Regions from separate parts of the Homo sapiens genome. Here region 1 is linked to region 2. A link is an interaction called in ENCODE POLR2A ChIA-PET data of the cell type or tissue named here. Cell type or tissue: Panc1. All regions are shown on one strand. Each heading gives the region's core, and the rest is flanking DNA. Links, peaks and the distances in the headings are about the cores only. Region 1 holds the start of HAFML (HuR (ELAVL1) associated fibroblast migratory lncRNA). Region 2 overlaps VEGFC (vascular endothelial growth factor C).

Region 1 (11,206 bases), core at 2,492-7,491, 120 kb after region 2:
GAGATTGTTATTGGAAGCTAGAGGAAGGAAACTTGTATATATAATGGTAGAAAGCTTGTCAACACAGTTACCACCAGTAATACGGAAAATAAGAAATATGCTAATGAACTTAATCAAGGTAAGGAGGTTTTTGGAAGAAGAGTGTAAGGTGCATTGTGGTTTCTTCTAGCCAGCTATAGTAGAATGTGAGAGCAGAGAGAAATTAACTAAAAAATAAACTCTTCCTTTTCAAGAACAACTATCAAGGGTTTAGGAGAGTCTTTCCAGACAGAAAAGGCTTCTCAATTAAGAAAGAGTCATTGATTCAAATATTAAATCCAGAGAGCTAGCAGAAAAACATTGTCTTGGAATCAAGATGAAACCTTAGATGTGACTACAAAACCCTTTATGCAGACCTCGGAAAAATTTATGTTTGTGCCCTGTAGACACACTGAGATGGACCAAAAGCTTTCAAACCATCTTCAGGGCATGTCTCTGTTAAGAAAAATATTAAGGCTTCTAAAGGTCTTAAGAATGTTATTCCAGGTTGGGTGTGGTGGCTCATGCCTGTAATCCCAGCACTTTGGGAGGCCGAGGTGGGCAGATCACCTGAGGTGAGGAATCCGAGACCAGCCTGGCCAAAATAGTGAAACCCTGTCTCTACTAAAAATACAAAAATTAGCTGGGCCTGGTGACGGGCACCTGTAATCCCAGCTACTTCGGAGGCTGAGGCAGGAGAATCTCTCAAACCCAGAAGTGGAGGTTGCAGTGAGCCAAGATTGGCTCTGCACTCCAGCCTGGGTGACAGAGTGAGACTCCCTCTCAAAATGTTAGACTTATAAATTGACATACAACAAACCCACAACATTTTTAAAGAAATTATATCAGATGGGAATAAAAGGGACAGAGACAGTATCAAATGAAAAAAGGCTTTTGAACTCCAAAACTTTTACTGGCAAGATACATGATTTAAAAAATAAAGAAACAGACAAATACAAATCTGCTTAGCTGTAGACATGGACTACTCCTTATAAAAAGGAAAAATGACTCGGGTGGAACAAAGAGCCCAGGATGAATATAAGAGCTGCGGAGAAGAACTCTCAGGTTGTGGGTCTAAGCCTTATCAAGGAACTGGTAACATGTTCCCTGCTGGATTTCAGAATTGCTATGAAACAGTGATTATATTTTCGAATAGCAGTGGTTATCCTATATCGGTTTGACTATTGTATGTTCAGTGTTTTGGAGAAAGATAACCTCTCTCTTACATTCACAGGTCAGATTGCAAGAAATACTTGAGGAACTGCACTCGAGGTGTCTTATTTACATATCACCCATTTGATTGATTGACTGATTGAGATGGGGTCTCACTCTGTCACTCAGGCTGGAGTACGGTGGAGCAATCACAGCTCACTGCAGCCTAGGCCTCCCAGGCTCAAGTGACCTCCCACCTCAGCCTCCTGAGTAGTTGGGACTATAGGCATGCCGCCACGCTCACTTAGGTTTGTTTTTTGTTTGTTTGTTTTTTGCAGAGACGAGGTCTCATTAAGCTGCCCAGGATGGTTTCAAACTCCTGAGCTTAAGTGATCCTCCTGTCTGGGCCTCCTAAAGTGCTGGGATTACAGGCATGAGTCGGCACACCCAGCCCCATATCACCCAATTTAGATGATAAGATTCTGGACCTTGAGTCTAAAATGAAAGTCAAAATGGAGACTTTTGGGGGTCTTGGGAGAGGGTGTTTTTATTTTGCATGTCAGTGGGATACAAATTGTTGTAGCCCTAGGGCAGATTGTGGCATGCTGCATTTTCTAAAGATGGCCACCAAATAGATCCCATTCAAAATATTTCTCTAAAATGTGCGTTGCTACTCTCCCCTCAAAAAGTGTAGCCTATGTCTCCTTCTCTTGCACCTGGGTGGACTTGTAGTTGTTTCAACCAATAGAGTACAACTACATGTGCAAATGCTGCTATGTGACCTTTAATACCAGATCATAAGTATCATAATGCATTTATGGTTGGGATGTTTGAGACCCTCACTCTTTGGACATCGCCCCTTGGTATGTTTCTCACAGAACCTAGCTACAGGTCTGGGTGGGTTCAGAACTAGCCTGGAACCTAGCCATAACTGTGGAACACCTACCTGCAGCCTGTCCAGTGGGTAAATATCCTAACCCAGTTCCAGTCAACATTTCCAGCTGAGTCCAGCCTTTGTTTTTGTTCTGTTTTTTTGAGACGGAGTTTCACTCTGTCACCCAGGCTGGGTGTACACACAGTCCTGGGTGTAACTGTTCTAGGGTTCTTAATGGCTTTAGAGCTTAGCCAGGCTAGAGTGCAGTGGTGTGATCTCGGCTCACTGGAACCTCCACCTCCCAGGTTCAAGTGAGTCTCCTGCCTCAGCCTCCTGAGTAGCTGGGACTACAGGCGCGTGCCACCATGCGCTAATTTTTATGTTTTTAGTAGAGACCGGGTTTCACCATGTTGGCCAGGCTGGTCTCGAACTCCTGACTTCAGGTGATTCACCTGCCTTGGCCTCCCAAAGTGCTGGGATTACAGGCGTGAGACACCATGCCTGGCCCTTAGTCCAGCTTTTGGGTCACATCAACTCAGGTACTAGGGCACCAGACGGGCTGCTGAGTGAAGAAGACCTCAGGTTATTCCAGCCCTCAGATGTTTGAATCACCTTCAGCTGAGGCCACAGACATTATGGGCAGACATAAGCCATCTCTGCTGTGCCCTACCAGAATTCCTAACACATAGAATCAATGAGTGTAACACAGCTGTTGCAATTTTATAGTACTAGGTAAATAATAGTTGGTTACATAACACTGGTAACCAAAACAAGGCTAGATCGAAGAATACAAGAGTAAAGGAAGAAACGACTAAAGAAACAGAGAAGTGGCTGGGCGCGGTGGCTTACACCTGTAATCCCAGCACTTTGGGAGGCCGAGGTGGGTGGATCATGAGGTCAAGAGATGGAGATCATCCCGGCTAACACGATGAAACCCCATCTCTACTAAAAATACAAAAAATTAGCCGGGCGTGGTGGCGGGCGCCTGTAGTCCCAGCTACTCGGGAGGCTGAGGCAGGAGAATGGCCTGAACCTGGGAGGCGGAGCTTGCAGTGAGGTGAGATGGCGCCACTGCACTCCAGCCTAGGTGACAGAGCGAAACTCCATCTCAAACAAAAAAAAAAAAAAAAAAAAAAGAAAGAAACAGAGAAGTGAATAGACACGGACATTACAGATGCTATTGTTTACGTGTCTAGGCCATTTCAGCAATGAGGCTTTCCATGGAATATAGAACTCCTGGATAGGGATAATTAGGCCAGTAAGTAATAAGGGCAACAGGAAACATACACAAGAGCAGCAGGAAGAAAGCGCCAGCGCACTCTTGTGTGACTGCTAGACAGATGCTGGAGAATATGTAAGCAAGTAGTTTGTTTTTAACTTAGCCTGATTTGCCAAAATACCAGTGATGCTTTAAGCATGGGAGTTAGAGGCAGAAAGGAGGAGGGAGAGTGGAAAGGAATTTTAAATTATCAAAGAAAGGTTCAGCCCAAACCATTTTAATGAAAACAAGACTTTATAGCAAAGTTGCCAGATATTCCAGTGGATTCAAAGCCTTTTTAATTCTTAACAGTACACAAGACACTTTTTCTGCAATAACTTCTTTCCTTCACAAACACAGACATATTCATTTTGTAGCCAGCATTCCACTACCAGGTAGGCCTTTGCATCTCCTATTAAAAACATGGTCCACTTTTTGAACATATAGAAAATATTACATTTTAGACCAAACTCTATACTCTTTTAAAATAAATTATCTTTAACGAACTAAAAGTTGACAGAATCAAATGCATTATTCTGATTTGGCACACATCAACCTGCTCAAATAAAGAAGAGCAAGTCTTCCAGTGGAGGAAATCTCATACTAAAGAAAAGTAATACATTGATCCAATTATTCCAGTAGGCAACCAAACTCATAATTAAGAACTGTGTCAAGAACAATACTAGTATGTGTAAGTGCAAACAATGTTAATTTGACCAGTAACCCAATTGCTGCAAAACAAATTATAGAAATTTAGCAGCTTAAAACAGCACACGTTTATTAGCCTACCTTCCTATAGATCAGAAGTCCAGAAAGCTGATTCTGCTCAAAGCCTTACAAGGTTGAACTAATGATGTTGGCTGGCCTGGACTCTTCTCTAGAGGTTCTTGGGAAAAATCTGCCTCAAAACTCATTCACGGTGTGGGCAGCATTGAGTTCCTGGCTGTTGCAGGGCTGAGTACCTGTTGTCTTGCTGGAGGTTGACCAGGGGCCCCTAGCACCACTCTCATCCCTTAAGCCATCTGTTTCAGCTTTCATATCAGCAGTGATTAATTTCCCTCACGTAGAATTGTTTCCATGCTTAGATTATTTCTGACTTACTCTTCCGCAAGCAGCTGGAGAAAATTGTAAAAGGCTCATGTGTTTAGGTTAAACCCACCGAGATTATCTCCCTATTTTAAGGTCAATTGATCAGTAATCCCAACATCTGCAAACTCTCCATGCCTCGTAATATAACACGATCAAAAGAGGAACATCCAGCAGAAGAAGGTCACGGGTCATCTTAGAATTCTGCCTAACAGATAACTTGCTATCATCAATGGAGCCACACTGTAAAAACTACAAACAAAAGCCACGAATTGACCTTCATTCCTTCCTACTTAGATGGCCAGTTTCAGCTCTTAGGAAGTGAAAGTGGCCTATCAGCTGGGTCTAAGTTTTAGAGTCAGAGAGAACTCTGACTTCTACTTCTGCCTCTAACCAACGCTGTGATTACACACACCTTCATTCATCACAATGAACCTCAAGTTCTACCATTTGGAAAAAAGGAACAAATAACTCACATTCCAAAGGGTTTTTATGAGGATTAAATGAGCTAGTACATTAAAGGATATCTAGTGCTATGTGTTGTACACAGTGGGCACTCAAAAGAAATTCCTCAGCCCTGCCTGCCGTTCCTGTATAAAGCTGCAGCTGGGCTATAAGCACAGTGTTGCACTTCATCCTCTATCGCCTCAGATACTTAGTATATTTTCTTTTATCAGTATCCTTTATGAAGCATCCACTATTGTGTCCAGCTTTGCATCTGTAACACTAAATGAAGGCAGAGCAATAAACCATCAGCAGATAAATATATCAGATTAACTTTAGGTATAATGGTAGTTACACATTTGGGCTATATTAGTTTATATCAATGCATGGTTACTGGCAGAATTTGAGATGAATGAGAGAAAAAATAAACATTTGGAAAATTTGATTTCAAATATAATGCCTATAAGTCCTGGAAATGTCCTATTAATTCTATTACAATCTTAGTTTTCAGAAGAGTGTACTATAGTATTAGTTATATTTCTCTCTAATGATTTGTAAAGTTAAGTAACCAATATCTATTTTTGTCATGATTCAGATAATGCCCTTGAGATTGATATGTATACTTACTCCCATCTTGCTGATGGAACTTGAGACCAATTTAAGTATTCTTCCAGGACTTAAATAAATTAATGGCAGGACCAGGAAGATTGCAGAATAATTGTCTCCTACTGCAGACCAAGCCCCAAGTCTTACACACACCCCTGAGGTCATAATGCTACCTTTGTTGTCACTGCCACGTCTTGCAAATGTTTCCACCATCACATGCATGGAGATGGCTTGATGCCATGAGGTGAGTGCAAACCAGATGCAAATAGCAAGTTAACCTAGGTCATAGTTTGGTTTGTTAGGAGCTGAGAATTCCTTGCCAATCCAAAATGCAGAACTTATGGTTCAGAAATATCAGATTCCCAAGTTTATTTATTCCTGTTCTTCAGAAAGCATCCTAGAAAAATCACCCACTTTATATTCAGTTGGTAATAACTGAGGAATGGACATGGAAAGTCACAAAGACTTGAAGGAAAACAGATGTTTTTTGTTTTTTCTCTGATACTGGAAAAAAAAAAAAAACCACAACAACTTAGAAAAACATGACTTGCTTGAGTGTTTTTTCTCCATAAAAACAAAAGTGAGAAATTGCTGCATTTTTCCTGTAACTGGATTCAAAAGCACCAGGTATCAAAAATTATCAAAACTATCACCAAAATATTCACTCTAGACCAGACCAGAAAATTGGCATTTATATTGACTCATCTGCAACTATTCCAGAAACTTGGAAGCACAGAGCTGGTTTCTGTTTTCTGTCATTGGAGTTTGGAAAGAAAAAAACAAAAGCTGAAAGGATAAAGGATTTTGGAAGTATATTACTGAGGAGAACTCTACAGTTTTATTCCTCAATTAAAGAAAACTTTTCTAAACTCTTGGAAATTTTTTAACTTTTGGAAATGAAGATTAATTCAAATATTCAACTTTTGATTTTAAATAAGGAAGTGGTCAGTTTATAGATTGAAGAGTCACACTTTTAGTAAGACAAGGTTTAAAACTAACTGTCAGGAGGTAATGCAAATTGTTTTCTTGTTTGGATATTGTTTCCAACTTCTATTTGATTCTTTGCTCATTCCTTTGAATTGCCCAATGTGTTTCCAATAAAAGAATTCAAGCAATATAACACTTCTGTTGGGCTGAGAGCTATATTTCAGTTGCCTAATCACTATTAATCCAAAGTGACAATCACAAAAATAATAGTCAGTTAAAAAGTTAATAGGAGGCTGGGCGCTGTGGCTCATGCCTGTAATCCCAGCACTTTGGGAGGCCAAGGTGGGCGGATCACAAGGTCAGGAGATGGAGACCATCCTAGCCAACATAGTGTAACTCTGCCTCTACTAAAAATACAAAAAAATTATCTGGGCGTGGTGGTGAGTGCCTGCAGTCCCAGCTACTTAGGAGGCTGAGGCAGGAGAATCGCTTGAACCTGGAAGGCGGAGGTTGCAGTGAGCCAAGATCACACCACTGCACTCCAGCCTGGGCTACAGAACGAAACTCCATCTCAAAAAACAAAAAACAACAAAAAAAGAACTAGTAATACTTTTTCATATTAACTTTTTTTTTTTTTTTTTGAGATGGAGTCTTGCTCTCATTCTGTTGCCCAGGCTGGAGTGCAGTGGTGCAACCTCAGCTCACTGCAACCTCCACCTCCCGGGTTCAAGTGATTATCCTGCCTCAGCCTCCCAAGTAGCTGGGACTACAGGTGCGCACCACCTCACCCAGCTAATTTTTGTATTTTTAGTAGAGACGGGTTTTCACCATGTTGGTCAGGCTGTTCTCAAACTCCTGACCTTGTGATCTGCCTGCCGTGGCCTTCCAAAGTGCTGGGATTACAGGCGTGAGCCACGGTGACCCGCCCCTACTAGTTCTTAAAACTAGTTTATTGGGTGGGGACTTTATTTAAGAAGGACCTAATCCGTAGAAACTAACTCCTTTGTTTATTTCTAGAGAGTCTACAGAGAAATACACGGTTCTTTTGTTCAGGAAGAACACAGTACAGCCAGACTTACTTATTATAGGAGTTTTCTTCTTTACCCTCTGTAAAGCTGCCTTGACTCTCAGATCAGCTTGTGTCCATCATCAAACATCTTTTATTCTTCTAAGTAGGAAGTAAGCAACTGTGCGTTATTTTATCAATTCCCTTCTCCCCCATTTTTCACTATATTTGAAATGAAGCACTATGAATACAATCATCTTCCTAAAACACTATTCCGATTATATTATTTACCTAAACATTTAATTTACAATCTTGAATTCTATATCAGAAGCAGAATCTTCCTTCTAGCTTACAAAGAACTCCACAAAAATCCCAGTAGCATTTTCTACCACTGTCTGGTTTTTCATAAGTTTGGACTGGACCCTCTACTTTTCCCAAGTATTTCTTTTCTTTTCCTAACACTAAACTTTTCCTGGTGTCATTAAGCCCCTTGTGGTGCCTATTCCATTCCTTCTCAATCAATTGATATCACATGTCATATTTCTCAAAAGCTATTTTCACTTTAAACTAGATTATAAAAAGAATCTAAATTCTTTATACAATGTTCAGAAAATAAACGAATTTAGGACTAACATTTTAAATTCACTTAATTCTATCATCAAGAGACAATCACTGTTAATATTGTAATTTTTTGAAATGATAAATGCATAAAGAGACAACTTAGTAAAATTTTTAAGTAGATAAATAAGAAGAGTGATTTCTCCTGAAATCAGAATATGAGAAGATGAGATCAATTTTCCATGTTGAAAAAGTGGATTTATTTATATGTACAATTTTCTATTAATAAAGGCTGTTTACAAAAGAGACAGGTAGATTGATCAATGGGTACAAATATATACAGTTAGAAGAAATAAGATTAGTAAGCTGACTACAGTTTACAGTAATCTATTGTACCTTTCAAAATAACTAAAAGAGAATAATTCAAATGTTCCTAGAATAAAGAAAAGATAAATATTTAGGGTGATGCATAGCCCAATAACACTAATTTGATCTTTATACATTATATGAATGTATGGAATTGTCACGTGTACCCTGAAAGTTTGTATATCTATCAAATATCAATTAAAAAGTGAATAAAGATTTTTGGAAATGAAAAAAAGAAAAGAGAAGGTCTAGAATATCTTCAGAAGGGATATTTAAAAATAATATATTTACTTTCTGAATAGTTTTTAAATTCTTTTAAGCAATACCAGGAAGCAAGCCTCTTGCTTTCAGCTCTTTCCAGAATATGCCACTCCTCCTTTCACGTGGAAAAGACGAGAGACACATCTGCCTCTGCATCTACCCCTCTTCTCAAGATACTGATCCTGCCAGAGAAATATAAATAGCATGGTGCCCATTACCATGGAAATACAACAAATCGCCCCAACACTTAGTGACATTTATTCTGCTCACAGATTCTGTGGGTCAGGAATTCCAGCTGAGCACAGCATAGCCCCATGAGGCCTCAGCTGTGACTGGGGGACTTCAAGACTGATGGCTAGAATTATATGAGGGCTTCTTCACTCACCCCTGTGGGAGGATGGCTCTGGGAATATTAAAATAGCTACTTTCTAACATCAGTGGGGCTCCATAATCTCTATTTGTCTGTGGCCTTGCCACATGGTCTTTCCAGCATGGTGGCTTCAGGAGAGCAGGGCCTCTTAGGTGCCCCCTCAGGGCTGCCAAGACGTGTGCCCCACAGCAGCTTTGTTTCTAATCGAGCCTCACAACATTCTAATAAAAGTGGGTCACAAAGGCTTGTCCATCTTCAGAAGACATTTAGACGCCACCTTGTGTGAGAGGATTGTCTGAGAATTTGCAGACATGTTTTAAAGCCACACAGTAAGAGAGGCAGATGACATTTCCCAGAAGATCAGCCACATGTTATGAATCCAAACCATTAGGCTTTATACTTGTCAGTTTCTGGGCACATGGGAATGATGTGTTTTCACTCACTTGTAGTCAGGTGGGGCCATGTGACTGCTTCTGGCCAAGGGATTGTGAGCAGAAGCAACTTGTGCCACCTTTTGACCAAAGCATTGAAGGGTCACTGTGCAATTCCCCCTTACTTTCTTCTCCTTTGTTGTAAGTTGGGTTGTATACCTCCCAAAATATACTGAAGTCCTAATCGCCAGTACCTCAGAAGGTGACCCATTTGGGAATAGTGTTCTTGCAGATGTAATTAGGTAGACGACAATGAGGTCACACTGGAGGAGGGTGGGCCCTCCATCCAACGTGACTGGGGTCCTTATGAGAAGATGATGCGAAGACACACCAGGAGAGAGCACCAAGCGATGCACAGGCAGAGGCTGGGGTCACACAGATGCAAGATAGGGATTGTCAAGCACCACCAGTGATGCTAGAAGCTCAGAGAAAAGCATAGAACAGATTCCTCCTAAGAGAATCGAGAGAGAGCTCTGCCTGCACCTTGATTTTAGACCTCTGGCTTCCAGAACTGTGAGACCATACATTTCTGTTGCTTTATGCCACTTAGTTTGTGGCATATTTTACATCAATGCTAGCAAAATAATACACTCTTGGCTGGGCACAGTGGCTCATGCCTGTAATCACAGCACTTTGGGAGGCCGAGGTGGATGGATCACCTGAGGTCAGGAGTTTGAGACCAGCCTGGCCAACATGGTGAAACCCTGTTTCTACTAAAAATACAAAAATTAGCCAGGCCTGGTGGCACGCTCCTGTAATCTCAGCTACTCCAGAGGCTGACAGGAGAATCTCTTGAACCCGGGAGGTAGAGGTTGCAGTGAGCCAAGATCGCACCACTGTACTTCAGCCTGGGCAATACTCTGTCTCAAAATAATAATAATAATACACTCTTCATTCAAGATTAACTATTGAGGAGGCCTCATGCTGAAATCAAAAGGCCAAAGAATATAGCAGGTGGCCATTGTCCTGACTCAGAGTAGATTTAGAAATCTTCTTTTGCTGTATGAAGCGAACAGAGATTTGGGGGAAGTTTGTTATTGGCGCATAAGCCAAGACTATCTTGATAGCATCCATATACAATTATTCATTTCCAGAAATGTGTTTTTATTTGGCTTTGAACTACATCTAATTTTGTAAAGGTGAAATTCATGTGCATTTTGAAACCAAGTGGTAACACGGGTGATGGTACCTGAGTACTTAGGCACTAAAAATATGTAAAAATATCTACTGAAAGTGGGTAGCTATAAAATATGATGATATATTTATTTTCAGACATTCCATAAGTGGGGGAAATAGAACAAAGGGCATTAATAGTTAAAATGGATCCTTTTTTTAATGTATATATATCGATTTATAATTATAGACATCAAGAAGTAATGAAACATTACCTATAATGTAATCTAAATTACACATTACAACGCAAGATTTCTGTAGAGTGAATCCTGTATGTTTACTGAACCTATTATATATTTATAATTTTTTTTTTTTGACAGGGTCTGCTCTGTCGCCCAGGCTGGAGTGCAGTGGATATCTTCCGCCTCCCCAGTTCAAGCAATTCTTGTGCCTCAGCCTCCTCAGTAGCTGAGATCACAGGCGTGTGCCATCACGCCCAGCTAATCTTTGTATTTTCGGTAGAGACGAGGTTTTGCCATGTTGACCAGTCTGGTCTGAAGCTCCTGGGCTCAAGTGATCTGCCCGCCTCGGCCTCCCAAAGTGCTGGGATTACAGGCGTGAGCCACTGTGGCTGGCTTAAAAATACTTTTTGTAAAAGAAATCATCTTTCATTTTCTGTCCTGGAGTCAAATGTTAAGCAAATCTTCGAAAATATATATTTTTTAAATTGTGTAAA
Region 2 (11,206 bases), core at 3,764-8,763:
TATGATAAAACTTTTAGCATGTCTAAGTTGTTCATTTTGATAGATACAAAAAACCAAAGCCAAGCAAAATAAAACACACCTAAAACTTTATGAATGTTAACAATTTTCTATTTTTGCCATAAATCTTTGGCCGTTGCACCATATTTTATTGAATAAAGGACAGTTGTTAAGCTAGGGCTTGGTCCACTGTGTGTCAGTATCAGGATGTGATGATTCTTTTCTGACCCATATTCTTCTCTCTCTTTGGCTTTGGTTCTCTTGTACGACTCTTCTGTAGGTGGCCTTGGCCACACCTGTGAAATATAGGGCACAGTTGTGCTGCTTCTACTCATTGTGAACTTGATCATATGTTTTGTATTGTGCCTCTCTTCATTGGCTCCTTTTTATTTTAGTGTAATTCAAAGTGTTAATTGGAGGTTTTAAATGTAGTTTTGACCAAATTGTGTTTGAGGTCACATGTACCCAGTTTAAAAAACGAAGAAAAAAATTCAACTCACTTCCCAGCGTCCTTTGCAGCTAATGTTGCCCTCGAATAGTTCTTGCTCATAAGAGAAAATCTAGCAGGGATTTATGGGAAAACTTTTGCTTTTTTTTGCTAAGGCACTGCTTTTCTTCTTGTTCCCTTATTTCCTTCCATGGAAATCAGAAAATGTTTTATAATTTTAAAACTTTACCTTTGTTTCTCAAAATAACACTTTCAGACTTATGTAAAGCAAGATTTTAATAATTAATATGTTGCCTCGATTATGGAGTAACTTTCCAAAGTTGTACTATCATGATCTTAATTTATTGACCCTTAGGGTTAAGATAATTTGTGTGTTTATAACCTAACATTCTTTGCTTGGCTGATAGATTCCTTTAAAATGTTATGTGTTTATATTTTGTACATACTTTAAGAAGCTTTATTCAATTGCCACATTTCAAATAAATAAAGGTTCTTTTTTTTTTGGTAAGCCTATACCTTTGTTTCTTCTAGCTTTTAAAAGTGTTAATAGCGTGGGAATGACCCTTGACCATCTCTGATTGTTTGGGAAATGGTAACTAGAAAGAACTGAGAGAGGACAAACTTGGATGAGAAGTCTCAGAACTGATAGTAAAAACAAATGCAAACAAGAAAATATATTACGTACTTCATTCAGATTAATAAGTAATTAAACACTTGAACTATTCAAAAATCTAGTTTGAGTCTAGGCTTTTGCAAGCCTGAATTTGTCATCATAATCATCAAAATTAGAAATTACGAAAGAATGTTAATTTAAATTTAAAACAGCTGGAAATACAATACATGGCCTATAAGCTTATCTTCTCATCTGTCAACAACTGCTTGCATATGTCACATGAACTGTTTTAACTGCAATTACAAAAGTCAATGGAATGTTTAGAGGTGATTCAAAAAATGTGATTGGCTGACATATAGAGTTATCCTAAGAAACAGGCTGTCCAACACAATTTTAAATATACTCAAGCTCTTTTATACTGATTAAGAGTTTCAAGTTAAGGTTTTGGGTTAAAAAATCAACATCAAATGATAAATAAGAAATATAATCTTGTTTAAATTATTTATTCTAATAGTTTATTTATGAACACAACATATTTCTCTTTCATTACTTTTTTTTTCTCAGTTGTAAAATTCTAGAGCTGGAGCCCATAGGCCAATCCGTAGTATATCTGAAATGATTAAAGGTTTTATACTTGACAAGCCCTCTGTCTGCAGGTTACTTGCTTCTACTTGGAGCAGTGGATTTATCATCCTCCACTCCAGGGTAAATATCTAAAAGTCACTTCTGCCACGTTATTTCCCATCTGGTAGATTGTTATAATACCTGTGAGTCAGTATTATCTGCACAGTGTATTTCCTCTGCTCAAGGCACTTTGACCATATGAGGTGTTCACATCTGATCAATCGGGCTGAAGCTTGCCCTAGTCTGAGGCTGGACCAATTGATCTCTAACGATATTCTTACCTGACAATCTAGAGGATACAAATCAAGATGTTTCAAGTGCAGAAAGCAACAGTAAAGCATAAGTTCTTTTTTTTTTTTTGCATTCTTTTTTTTTTTATTATTATACTTTAAGTTTTAGGGTACATGTGCACAATGTGCAGGTTAGTTACATATGTATACAAGTGCCATGCTGGTGCGCTGCACCCACTAACAAGCATATGTTCTAATGTGTAATATATCTTCAAGACAGTCTGGACCATGAAGTGTATTTTTACTTATTGAGTGTATATGGGAGGATCATTTTATAGGATTGGTTATATTTTTCCATTTCTTGATTCTTTGATACTTAAATTTTTGGTTTCATATTCTCCTCTTTCACATGTTGTCCCCATTTTACATATGCAAAGATAGTTGTTTGCCACAAAAATAAACATTTAACAGACTCCAAACACATAGACTGTGTAATTAGCATAACGAAATAATAGTGGCTGAGTGACGAGCAGAAGTGATTCACTCATTTGGCTCTGTGGCTTTCAAAGTTATTAATGATGTTACATATTCTTCTCTATTTTATTTAAAAACTAACACTCATAAAGTTAATTCTCATAATTTTTGCTGGGTTTAATAATTCAAAATATGAATCAAAATTTTTATTTATTATGCAGTTTCATTCTATTAAAATTATCTGCTAAATTAATATTAAGTAGTCCTATAGCATATATTATTTAATAATTGCAAGTAGTGACATATCATAAATAAACTGTATAATATGTATTATTGATTCTGTTATTTTTCCTAGCAATGCACAGGGAACCAGTAAATTTCACAAGCAGAGAATACTAACTTGTCATTTATTTAATATTCTAAACAAATGAAGCCGCCTCTATAAGTGAATTTTCTGGACTTCTAAAGATGAGCATTGTTGAGTTTAATAACTCAAATTTTTATTGTGTTAAGTAAAGTATATTAAATATAACCTCACCCTAATGACTCAGCTGTAATTAAAAAAGAGTTCACGACCAGCCTGGGTAACACGGTGAGACCCCATCTCTACAAAAATAAAAAATAAAAATGAAAATTAAAAAAAATTAGCCAGGCATGGTGGCATATACCCAAGTACTCCGAAGGCCGAGGGTGGAGGATCGCTCAAACCTAGGAGTCCAAGGCTGTAGTGACCTGTGATAGTGCCACTGTACTCCAGCCTGGGAAACAGAGCAAGACCCTGTCTCTTAAAAAACAACAACAAACCTACACATGAAAATTATTGCTGCTTCCCATCAATTTTCAGTGCTATCTTTATTTAACCTCTCTACTATTTGCCTTCACTTTTTAAAATTTTGCTTTTATTCTTCTTTCTTTGGTCTCCTTCTCTAAAATTTTTCCCCTGCTTCTGTTTTTTTGTATACTAGGAAGACATTTATTATTTTTATAGGTATGATCAAATTGTAAAATAAGTTTATTTCATTCTCTGGTGATTTCACTAACTATTTTGAGAGTATCAGTTAAAATGGGATTTGTTTGTGTGTAACAAAATCTAACTGTAGTGGCTAAAGCAAATTGGAGTTTATTTTTCTCTAGTAACTAAAAGGCCCCAGTGGGCGTTTAAGGGCTGGTACCACATGGAGCAACATCATATCATCAATGTCCAGACTCCTGTGCTTTTTTCACTTGATCATTTTTAGAGTTTGGCCTTCTGTGCTTCATTCCTCGTGGTCACAACATGGCTGATTGTTGTGCAGCTTTATGTCTGATTTCAAGGAAGAAAGAATAGTGAGAGAGGAGGTTGTTGCCTTAACACATTCAAACCAAAGCAAAAGTTTTCTCTGAAATCCCCAGTAGATTTGCCCTTACATCTTCTCAGGTAGAAGTGCATTTTTGCCATTCCTGGCTGTAAGAGAAGCCGATAAAGAAAATACATGCACTTTCTAACAATATTGAAATTCTTTTCACAAAGAAGGAAAGGAGAATGAATGTACTTTGGGTAGGTATCGTGGTCTGTTTTATGTTGCTGTAAATCACAAACTGGATGATTTATAATAAAAAGAAATTAGTTTTCCTCACAATTCTGAAGACTGGAAAGTCCAGGGTTGCAGGGCTGTGTCTGGTGAGGGCCTTCTTACTGTGTCTTCTCATGGTGGAAGGCATCACATCAGGAGAGATTTCTCCAGAGTGCAAGAACAGGTGGAACTTTATATAACAAACTCATTCCTGTGATAAGGAGCCCACTCCCAAGATAATACCATTAATCCATTCAGGTGGGCAGAGCCTCATGACCTAATCACCTTCTGAAGGTCCCACCTTTCAATGCTTTTGCATTGGGGATTAAATTTCCAACACATGAAGTTTGGGGAACACATTCACGCTGTAGCAGGAGGCAACCACATTTGTGACATTGCGTCATTGTACTTTCTAGATTTGTTTTCTCCAGGTTGTTTGCAACGTTGATGTACTCTTTGTATACCCACCTGAAAGATTAATGTTACTGAAGTATTGTGTTTAAGAAAGAAAGATGAATGCTACCATGTAAGACCTTTTGACTGTCCAAAAGATTAAAATTCCAGTTTGGAGAGGTAGCACTTACATGAAAACCTTATAAAACATGAGAACTTAAACTTGCTAATTTCATTGTGTCAAATCGCATAACAGAGAAAGGAAAAACTTGAAGGCCACTCCTCTTGAAAAAGTATTTGAGTAGTGTCGATTTCAGTGTAAGACCAATTAAATAATGTCAAATTAAGTAAATATAACATTAAAATATTTTCTTTAACATATTGGTGTTGATTTCACTTTTACTCTGTAATTTTTGTGACATTGGAAACAGGAAATATTCAAATTTTGCCTTCTTTTGGATCGTTTCCTCTCCGTTTCTTAATGTGTAAACCGTAATAGGGCTTTCTGCAGCCAACGTGCTCATTCTTTTCTTTCTGTTAGGCTGTGCCTTTTCTGAGAACAGTTGGTACTGATGGAGATTTCTGTTCTTTTTCTTCACACAAGTGTCATATGAAAATTGGGGGATCAGCTATTTTCAGATCACAGGCTCCTCTGATAACAGAATACCATAATTCCAACTTTCCTGTGTTGATTTGTAGATCCCACACTGTGTGATCATGACAAACATCTAAGCATAAGAGGGCGATGAATGATTAAAATTTATTCACTCTTCCCATAAAACACCTGGTACAGATGCAGTGTGTTGTCCTCACAGAGGAAAAACAGTGGTTCCTCCTTCCAAGTGGCGTGTCCACAGCACTGGTACCAGATAACAAGAACCTTAGACTTTTCTTGTTGCTGCAGTGTGTCTACCTGTGCCTCTCTTAAGTGTCTTACACGTTACTCACAGAGAAAGAAATACAAAAATGGAAAACATAAGCTCACAAAAATGCATTTAGTGCATTTATGATGTTAATGGAAACCTTGGATACAGTCCTCTGTTATTTCCTTACTACTCTTGATATTTTACAATATTGCTTTATTATTCAAATTCATAATCATATATGTGTTAAACAATTTTTTTTGGTAAGTAGACTGTGTATCAAACTTAAGAGGGATTTGACATGGAAAGACATTTAAAAGATGGCAGAAAACAGCTATTATAAGGGCATTTGAACTTTAGATATTTTCCGTTGGTCAGTTTCCATAGATCATCATCTGATTCACTAGGGTTTGGCCAGTTTATATTATTTAAATTGTTTCCCCTGCAACTGTAGTATTTTCTTTAATGTTTTGAATTATTCTTAATGTGACTTGAATAAGGGTAATTGTCACATATGCTGATGTTTTCCCATTAGGATGAAAATATTTAGAAAAGCTGTACTAGCAAAAACCAGGTTAACTTGTTTTCAAAGTAGAATTTAATTATTTTATTTCAAGCTTTGATTCCTTTTTTAAAAATTAAGTAAATGTCCTTGAGAGCAATACCTTTGTGTGTGTGTGTGTGTGTGTGTGTGTGTATCAGTTACTTGCACCTTCAATTGAATGAAAGACAGTAGTAGGTTGTATTATGGCAGAGGGGTAGAAGAATGGACATTCTCATGGGTATCTCAAAGGTCAAGTCAGAATTGGATTCCCTGTGGATGGAAGAGAGGAGTGGAGAAGGTGCTTCTCATGTGGAAAAACAAGAAAAGTCTATGACAGGCCTCAGTGTTTGCCAGCTGCAGTGGAATTCTCATAGCTTGTATTGAACTCTGTGTCCTAATCTTCTGAAACCACCTCAAGAGAGTATATATTGCTAAAATAGGAGCTCAGCTATTTTTCAGGGGCAGTGATCCAGAGGACACTATAACAGAAATAGATAATTTCAAAGTCGAAAATATATTAGATACTATTTTTATTCTCTATCTGGAAAGTCTGTATAGAGGCTTTATTCTGGTCTGCTTTCTCAGATAAATATCCTATTCAGGTCACTGGAAATAATATGTCAGGTTTTAAAAGAGACTTCATATGTAGCCAAATAAACCTGCTAAGCATATTTAGAAAATCATGCTAGTGACTAGTGTCTTAAACTGTTTCCACAAAAACAATGCTGTTAATAGTAGGATTTACCCTTTTGCATTGGAAATGAGTTGTCAAGGTTAAAAAGATGAGTAGCCAGATATTCTTGCTAAACATGTTTTGAGAAGAAATTTAATAATATAAAGTTTTTGTTAAATGTGGCCTATTAATTTTAAACAATAATACTGACTGAAGTCATTAGGTAGCTGTGGAAAGAAGTTAGCCTGGTTTTTACTAATGTAGCTTTTCTAAATATTTTCTGCCTAATGAGAAAAGAGGGATAAGATCCAACTACAATTGGAAGCTTAAATATTTAATCAAGTTTGCAGAACTACTATTAAGATCATATGTAACTATCAGATATTTTTTAATCTGAGGACTTCTTTCTAGTAAATAGAAATTTCTTCCCAAGCATTATAGGAATATGTCTTATTGACTTATTTTTTTGGCATGGGTTACTAGGAAATAATATTTTCAGGGAGTTCAGGGACCCAGATTTGATTCCCAGATAATTCAGATTAACCTTCTTTAATCATTCTATTTTATGTTATTACTGGAGAGTACAGGGTAGGTTGAAACAGCATAAACTGCCAAATCAGAACTGGATTTGAATTTAGTGATGGGCCTCAGGAGCTGTATGACCTTAATTCTGTGAGTCAGGCTTTCTGAGTCAGGCTGTGAACTGGGCAAAATAGTGTATACGTTACAACATTGTAACAGAGCTCATTTAAAGCATTGTCTCATGTTAGCTACTGATAAAGCATTAGTTCCCACTCCAGGGCCTGTTAGAATTCTAACTCCATCCCTGTGAGTCATGTTCATGCTTTCGTGGTTCTCATTTGAGGTTTTGTGACCAAAGGCCCCACAGATGGAATAAAATTAATCTAAATAGCCATTTATTAATGTAATATCTGCTAGCTAATTACATATTTATTAAATATAAATAACAAATAGCTCCAAGATACCAGTGACCTCCATGTTGCTAAAGCCAACAGTTATTAGAACTTCTCTGTTCTGTGAGCTTTTCTGTGATGGTCACAGGTGAGACCGCAAGAGGACACACAGGAGAGGCACAATGAAACAAAGTTTATTATACTCATAGGTCTTAGACAGGAGGTCACCGCATGCCACACAGGGTCACAGGGTGTCTTAGTTTGTTCAGCCTGCTATAACAAAGTGTCTTAGACTGGATAATTTATAAAGAACAGAAAATTCATTGTTCATAGTTCTGGAGGTTGGGAAGTCCAAGATCAAGGAGCCAGCAGATTGGGCATCTGCTGAGGGCCCACTCTTCATAGATGGTGCCTTGTTGCACGTCCCCCTCACATGGTGATAGGGGTAAGGAGGAAGCAGGCTCTCCCAAGCCTCTTTTATAAGGGTACCAATTTATTCTTGAGGGCTCCACCCTCATGACCTCATCATCTCCCAAAGGTCTGGCCTCTTAATACCAAAACGCTGGGGTTGATATTTTAACATGTGAATTTTGGAGGGACATTGACATTACAGACCACAGCACGGGGGGTGGGGGGTGGTTCTCCATGTGGCAGAAGACAGGAAAGAGGAGAGAGCTTATGCCACAGCCTTTACTGGAGTTTCAGGGTAAAGGCAAGGCAGAGTAGAGTAGGGTAAACAGTTTAGAACTGGCTGGTTTGAATACTTTCAGTAGGCTCTAAGGTATAGGATTAATCCCTAGTTGCTTGATACCTGACAGTGGGAAATTAAGGCAGAGGAATATTGTCTCCTGGGGTATATAGCCAGATAAAGGAGGTATGGCTCTGGATTGGGTAATTTGCATACCAAAGGTGTTCTCCCTGCTGAGGTTTTTGCTGTCTGTAAGGATTGGCAGCCCCTGGAGGGCCATCTCTCCCAAGCCATAAACTTTTTTTTAAGATGTCGAAATATCATAGTACTCAGAAAAATTTGAAATATATATATATATATATATATGTATAAAACATCCTCTTACTTGGCAGCATTTACAATGTTTGATCATTATTTTTCAGCTTTGTCTTCAATGCACTCATTTTACCTCAGTGGTGGTTACTCCATCCCATTCTCCACTGCTGGCTACTCTCCTTGAACTTTTAATGTCGAAGTGTTCAGGGCTCAGCCCACTGTCCTCTATTATTTTTCATTTCTATTCACTCTCTTAGTGATTTAACCCAGTCCCATGGTTCTAGATATCTTCATATCTGTATCTTTAGTCCAAATCTGTCTTCTTAACTTTAAAATATAACTAGCTGCCTTTGTCATTTCCACTCAGATGGCTAACAGACACTTCAAATTTAAACATTCCCAGTTGAAATTTTTATCTCTCCGTTTCTGATCAAATTTGCTCTAGCTCTACCTATAGCCTTCCCTAACTCAGTCAGTGGCAACAAATTGCTCCGAGTTGGTCAAGTCAAAATTCATGGTATCATCCTTGACTTCTTTCTTTCCTACCCTACATTCAGACTCATCAGGGAATCCAATCCTCTTGGCTGTGTCTTCAAAAATATAACCAGAGTCTAACCACTTGCTACATCTCTGACCTGAGCCACCATCGTCTTCCACTTGGATCAGGGCAGCGTTCTGTTTACCAGTCTCACTGGTTCTTATCTTCACCTCCCTAGAGTGTATTCTCAACTGAGCAGAAAGAAGAATCCTTTTAGGATGTAAGTCACATTATATTCCTCTCCTGTTATATGTAAGGCCCTAGAATAGTTCCCTACTTCACAAAAAGTAAAAACCAAAATCTCTATCAAGTAATAGTAGTCATTGCCCTGGCAGTGTTTCAATTAAAAGAGTTTAACGACTGGTTCATTTTATAGAGGTGTGGACAGTGTCAAGGAAACAGAAAAGAACAAAAGAACATGAAGCATCCAGGTACTATCAACAGTGGGAAGTCCTAACTACCCTAGTCCTGCAGGGGCAAGGTGAGCGAATAGTGCTATCAGCCCTGGAAATTGCTGGGCACTGTAGGAGAGGGGCTGTCAATAGAAGCTCTAACTGTAGAGTGCACACACTTCTCTCACTATGGTGAGGCACCATAAATGTGGTGAGGCAGAGGGAGAGTGAGGAGAATGAATATCCAACCTATTTTTTCTTCACATCCCAGCCAAATACTTGGCATTGTTAGTCTTTTTTATTTTAGCTATTGTGGTGGTGATGTAATAGCATCCCATTGTGGTTTTATTTTGCCTTTTCATGGAAACTGATGAAGTTGGACATCTTTTGACAAGCTTGTTGCCCATTTGGATATCCTCTTTTATAAAATGCCTGTTTAAGTGTTTTGTTCATTTTTCTTTTTGGTTGTTTTTTTTTTTTTTTTTTTTTAGATTTCTACAATTCCTTTACATGATTTGGTTGCCAGGCTTTTTAAAGCTGTGTGTATTGCAGATATCTTCTTCCATCTCTTACTGGTCTTTTTTCTTTCTTTCTTTCTTTTTTTTTACTGGCCAGATTTCTTTAATTTTAATGTAAGGTGATTTTTTCTTGTTTTTCCTCTATGATTAATATTTTTTATGTCTTGTTTAAGAAACATTTGTCTATCCAATGTTATGAAAATAGTCTTGTAGAAGCTTTATTGCTTTTTCACTTTCAGATTTATATTTACGATCAACCTGGAATTGATATTTGTGTAGTGGGGAGGGTAGAAATCAAGACTAGTTATTTTTAATTTGGATAACTAGGTAACCTAGCATATTTCTCTGCTGCTCTGTAGCATTACCCTTGTAAATAAATCATGTCTCTATACGGTTTCTTTCTGGACTCTGTTTTACGATTGTATGCTCTCTGGCATTAGTATCACACTGCCTGAAATTCTGAAGTTCCATAGTATCTTTTCTTTTCCTTGTTTTTTTTTTTTTTTTTGAGACAGAGTGTCATTCTGTCACACAGGCTGAAGTGCAATAGTGCAATAATGGCTCACCACAGCCACAATCTCTCAGGGTCCAGCAGTCCTCCCACCTCAGTCTCCTGAGTACCTGGGACTACAGGTACTCACCACTACACTTGGCTAATTTTTGTGTTCTTCTGTAGAGATAAGGCTTCACTATGTTGCCCAGACTGGCCTTGAACTCCTGGGTTCAATTGATCCTCCTGCATCAGCCTCTGAAAGTGCTGGGATTATAGCTGTGAGCCACCATGCACAGCTTCATTGTACCTTAATATTTGACAGAAATACCTACAGTTTGTTCTTTAATATCACCTTGAATATAGATATTGAGATTCCATTGAATCTAAAAATTGATTTGGGGAAAACTGATATATTAGCAATAATGGGCTTTCTATTTTGGCCTTATAGCATTTATCCTATTATATAATCATTTTTAAGTTTTTCTTTTTGTGTAGAGACCTTGCATATCTTCCTTTTCGGTACCTAGGTATGAGACATTTTGGAAGCTATGGCAAAGGATATTTGTTTTTGCATTTCATTGTCTTTTTTTTTCTGTGTATAGTATTCTAGGTTGGCATTTATTTTCTATATTCTAAAGATTTTTTTCCATATTACCCTCTGTTTTTTATTACATCCACTATCAATCTTATTGTTGCTTCTTTGAACAAGAAATGATTTTCACTGTTAGCATTTAAAATTCTGTCTTTGGGGCCGGGCACGGTGGCTCACTCCTGTAATCCCAGCACTTTGGGAGGCCAAGGCAGGGGGATCACGAGGTCAGGAGATTGAGACCATCCTGGCTAACACGGTGAAACCCCGTCTCTACTAAAAATACAAAAATTAGCCGGGTGTGGTGGCGGGCACCTGTAGTCCAGCTACTCGGGAGGCTGAGGCAG

Evidence for each region. ChIA-PET counts read pairs that join two places held together with the same protein. Peaks named below come from ENCODE experiments on the same cell type or tissue, not always from the same donor. Only the 100,000 strongest peaks of a DNase experiment are listed, where the experiment ranks them.
Region 1: POLR2A ChIA-PET joins it to region 2 with 6 read pairs; 5 of 35 experiments call an interaction of 5 or more read pairs at or near these places.

The regions. Positions count from the first base shown.
Region 1 is chr4:176,648,530-176,659,735 of GRCh38, reverse strand. HAFML (HuR (ELAVL1) associated fibroblast migratory lncRNA) reads right to left here and starts at 5,552. Exons shown (of 3, transcript NR_183975.1): 1 at 5,460-5,552. In Panc1, for the core only: no CTCF peak of the experiment used is centred there; no DNase peak of the experiment used is centred there.
Region 2 is chr4:176,765,666-176,776,871 of GRCh38, reverse strand. The region is part of intron 1 of VEGFC (vascular endothelial growth factor C); the gene reads left to right. Among named protein-coding and RNA genes, the nearest start is that of VEGFC, 22 kb to the left of the region's middle. In Panc1, for the core only: no CTCF peak of the experiment used is centred there; no DNase peak of the experiment used is centred there; H3K27ac peaks cover 2,553 bases.